Regions from separate parts of the Mus musculus genome. Here region 2 is linked to region 1. The links are chromatin loops, found by intact Hi-C in ENCODE. Cell type or tissue: heart. All regions are shown on one strand.

Evidence for each region. Peaks named below come from ENCODE experiments on the same cell type or tissue, not always from the same donor. Only the 100,000 strongest peaks of a DNase experiment are listed, where the experiment ranks them.
Region 2: it touches region 1 in a loop (10-fold over the local background); 20 of 42 quality-filtered maps call a loop at or near these places.

What each region holds. Positions count from the first base shown.
Region 1 is chr16:78,197,935-78,200,434 of GRCm38, forward strand. No RefSeq gene overlaps it. Among named protein-coding and RNA genes, the nearest start is that of Gm31613, 23 kb to the right of the region's middle. In heart, a CTCF peak has its summit at 1,022; a DNase peak (open chromatin) is centred at 1,027.
Region 2 is chr16:78,345,693-78,348,192 of GRCm38, forward strand. It overlaps a transcript of Cxadr not described here. Among named protein-coding and RNA genes, the nearest start is that of Btg3, 30 kb to the right of the region's middle. In heart, a CTCF peak has its summit at 1,190 (motif pointing left); no DNase peak of the experiment used is centred here; H3K27ac peaks cover 1,012 bases.

The sequences.
Region 1 (2,500 bases):
TTCTGTTTTCATATTCCCACTGACATGAGAAATGCATGTGTCAAGTATTAAAAGTAATAAATTTTTCAAATCCAAAACAGTCATTCTATATGCCTAAAAGCTTTTAAAGTAAAGCCATGTTTAGTATGCTTACATATGGTTCCCAAACTTTGTACAGGACACACTTATTACACAGCGCACTGTCTTGGACTCTCACACCATAGTCCTGCTTGATTCCCAAGCACCCAAAGTTCTATTTGCTAAGAACTCTTACTTTGAATAATGTAAAGTGTATTTAAGTTCAGACCATCCAATACCTCTTTATATACATAAATGGGGAAATAATTTATCTTTCATTATATCTTACTGGCTCTGTTAATTCTACTTACAAATTGTATTATATGACAGTGTTTGTATGGGATCTGGAAGGATTTCAGCTGAATAGCTTGGATCTCTGATGTGGGTACAGTTACGATTGACTGAGGACATAGATAAGATTTCCCGGAGACTGAGGCAGGCTTCGAAAGATAACTCAGTCCCATGGTGCCTCAGCTCCCTACTTGATGTATGGTTAGATTGGATCACTTTCTCACCACGTGGACTTCTCTAGAAAAGGACTTGCAGGTCCTTAGTTGTAACAGCTCCCAGAGATGAAAGAAAATGGCTCTATGGCTTTCTAGGACTTACCCTTGAAAGTAGCGGCCCCACCCCCACTCCCCAACACTTCTGTCAGATTACATTCCTAAAGTGCTGGTCAGTTGGTTAAGCCCACACCCAAGGAAATGGTTAGACTCTATTTCTAAAGGAAAGATTGTCAAAGAACAGTTGATCGTTTAAAAACCATCACAGTACCAGTCAGGCACCTGTCAAACATCAGAATGAGATTAGCACCGCTGTCATCATTTCCTGACTCTCGGATGTTTTCGTGTGGGCTCTGCTTTCGACCACAACAACCACTGAAAACTTCGCCTCACAGATGTATGTCTTCGGAGAACCCAATGAGGTGCAATTTGCAACCTCCCCTGAACGCGCAGTACCCGTGACGGCCAAGAGATGTCGCTGTTCTCTCTCAAAAAAAAGCCACGTTGCCCACTGAGCTCCCAAAATAACGCCTATGAAACTACTAAGCCATTTGGAAATTGACGTGATCGCCTTTTGCTCAAAGACAAAAAATGAAGGTTGAAAGTTAATGCAGCATTCTGAGGGGGCTACTGGGAATAGAAGGGTGGGGCGGGGCGGAAAGGAACGTAAAGACGATCAACACAAAGTGGGCTGTGAAAACACAGTAATCTGTTACTTGCGGGCTGAGTTTAATGCTACTAATAAGGATTATATTCTCATGAAATTTCGCAGTTACCTAAAATTCTGTTAGATTTTTCTTTTTTCTCTTCCAAAACTGAGAACCCTATGCCAAATCAGGCTTCCGGTTTTTGTAGTAATTTTAAGAACACTCAGTGGCAAATTAAAGTAGTGTTGAGACAGACAGACGTTGAGAGAGAGACAGAGCGAGAGAGCGAGTACCTTCAGCTGGTACTTATCACGAAGCCTGATCTGAATTCAATCCGGGGACACATGACAGGAAGAGAGACTCACACCCCACACCCCACACCCCACACCCCACACCCCATGCACACGAGCACACACAGGTGCGTGTACAGATGCACACATGGAGGCCAGAAGTTGATGGCCAGCGTCTTCCTTGATTGTTTTCCACCTTCTATAAGGAGGCAGAGTTTCTCACTTGAGCCCAGAGTTTGGTGACTGAAGTAATCTACCTAGCTAGCCAGCTTGCTCATTGACACACAAACACCCATGCAGAAGTAAATCAATCAATAAATTAAAAAAATGTAAGAAAGAAATGCGTAGATGATGGATGGGTAGATGGATGGATGGATGGATGGATGGATGGATGGATGGATGGAGAGAGATATAATAGATAGATAGTAGATAGTTGATTAGGAAAATTATAAATGAGGAGGCTGTTTCTATCTGTGGAAACAGAGGAGCCTTCTACCCCTGTCTGCTTTACTTCCTTTTCCTCCAGGGTATCAATATCAACTCTACGCTAGCCTCAAATCCAGAATCTTTCTGCTTCCAAAGTGCTGAGCCCAGCATCAATGTCAACCCCAAAACAGCTGAATATGGAGGAAAAGCCATTCAAGGAGGGGGAAAAAAATAAATCAGTTTAAAACTTTAGCTTTAAAAATTCAGGTGTGAGACTCTGAGTTTGGCCCCTGACTGTGCAAAAAGCTCAAAAGATAAAAATGAAAAGAATCACCAACCAACAAAATTGTGCCTCACTTAATCTTTTTCATAACTTCTCTTTTTCTTTTCTAGCATAAGGCGTTTTAGTGCGGGCTTCGAGCCTCCACCAAATGATCACATGGCCGTTACTTCCTTACTCAGAGAAAGTTAATCTTTAGTAAGAAGGGCAAATATTTGCGGCAGATAAAATGAAACACGTTTCTTTTTGTACTTGCCTGGAACTAATTTCAGTAAGAAAAATTATTTTAAGTTATAA
Region 2 (2,500 bases), 150 kb after region 1:
CTCTCCCCGTTAGCTGCTTGAAACTATTTTCAATAGGTGCTCTAGATCCCTGTCTTGATGCTAGTGGTGGTCCCAGTGTAGTATGTGCTTGACAAGAGCTAAGTATTGTTTGGAGTGAACTCTTTCAGATACTTGCTGTGATTCAAGATTTCAAGTAACTGGTATACATTGGTTTTATCAAATATGAGATAATAGAAAAAATAAAAAACTGATTCTGGGGCTGGGAGGATGTATATAGTTTGGAACAGTTGCTCAATACACACAATACATTCTAGGCAAGCCCTGTACCTGAGTGACATCCCCAACCAGAGAGATTTTGTACAGCCCCTAACTTGGCTATATTTGTTTTCCTAGCTGTACGCTGATCGCATACAGGGCACAAAAAATTAGAAAAAAATTTTTTGAGAAAGGTCTTCATTCTATAACCTAGGTTGGCCTGGAACCCACTACGTAGCCCAGGCTGGCTTCAAACTTGGGTAGATCCTCCTGCCTCAGGGTCTTGAGTTGGGATGACAAGTATAAGCTACCATACCAGTTTAAACACATTAAAGACTGCTCCCAGGCTGGAGCTCTAGGGCAAAGGCTGATGGTCCCCAGCCTCCTTCAGCCCCATCACCTTACTTTCACTGCCGTGGAGACGAGTCTGGTTATTGCTCTATACCACATACACGCAATGTTTCCAGTTTCATGAATGACCACGTTTGCCTGTGTTGTATACTTACAAGTTCGCAGTCAGGGGATTATTTTGTACATTTCAGGCCCCTGGAGTGATTACTCCCCGTCACCATCAGCACTATAAATTATATAGTGACATACTTGACGGGACATTTAAGAGATCTGCAGCCTACTGTCAAATGACAAAGACTCATTAACCCAATAAGGAACATACATATTAACTGTGAGACTGAAAACACCTTTTCCATATGCTAATCTAAGAGCGGTGCCGAGAAGGAAACGTGGCGTCCTCCCTCCTCTAACATTTCAGCAGAGGCTGTATCTGCCACAGGGGTGAAGTACTTACCACTTCTATGACATAAAAACATAGTAATAAAGAAATGTTAATTGTATACAACTATGAACACTTAACAATTTCTACCACTATAGCTATACCTCTTAACATTTCACATCAAGGGGTCAGTACTTGGAATCCAACCTTTAGCTCTGACAATAAAAAGATTATGATGCCCTCTTGTGGACAATGACTTTTAGAGGGGTTTTATTTTTCATTAAAATTTAACTTATATTTCATTAAAATCTAGCCTAACAGATCTACTAGAAACAACACCTCATTGTTTCCTTTAAAAAGTAAATAAGTAAAAAATATCACATAGTATTATTAACAGTGCAAGACAATGTGTAAACTTTTGTTCCTCAGCTCTTAAAAGCTTGCATTCTAGAGTTACAGTGCCCGAGTTCAAAGTTCTCTAGTTACAGTACCAGGCAGTTTAATACTCAGTATTCTCTCTGTAAGGCACACAGTATCAGGACACACACACACACACACACACACACACACACACACACACACACACACACAGGGTTGTGGTGGAACAGAAAGTACAGTACTTAATTCCCAAGAGGCTAGGTGCAATTCATTATGTGTATACATATACACGAACTACCACTGCATAAGCCTGAAGATTAGGTTTTTTGTTTTGTTTTGTTGTTTTGTGAGATAAAGCCTAGCCATACAGTGTATGCTGGCTGGCCTTGAACTTGTAATCTTCCTGCCTCGGGCACCCAAGTGCTGAGACTTTCATGCGTATGCCACCCTGGGCAGGTACTGAGCAGGTCCTATCATCAGTCCTGACCTCATGGAAAGAAACACACTGAGTGTTAATGCTTGCCCGGTACCACAGCATCTTACAGCTCTCATTTCACAATGAGCAAGGTCTAAGCCAGGCCTGGTGGCTCCTACCCATAATCCCAATCCCTCGGAGGTAGAGACAGGGGAAGGGGGAGTTCAAGGCCCTTCTCAGCTCTATGGCGAGTATGAGGACTGTGTGCCTCACAGACCTTGTGTCAAGAACAAGCAAACGAACCCTCTATGCCACATTCCATTCTCATGACATTCCGCACGTTATCGCAGCCCTGTCACAGACCAGGACGTTCTCTGTAAGGCAGACTCAGGTCACTCTTTTACTGGCTTTATGCTCTTGCACTACACGGGGGCGTTATAATCCTTCACTATTGCAAAGGTTTCGACAAAGCATTTTGTATATCAAGTATGTATTTCTTGTGTATGTCCACAGGCTATTTCTCATCTTGTATTAGCTAAAAATAAACGAATTGACCTTAAAATGCTTTTTTAGATGCTTTTACTCCCCCAGGAAAAAGGTTGTGAAGTCAGGGCTTCCAGTTCAGTGTTCTATGGGATTCCTGAGTGTGTGAGAAAGTGGGTCTCCGATTCTTGTTTTCTCTCTTGGGCTCTTTCTTTCTATTTGTTTATTGTGTTAGTTTTTATCATAGCATATCATAATATCCCTTTAAAATAAATTTT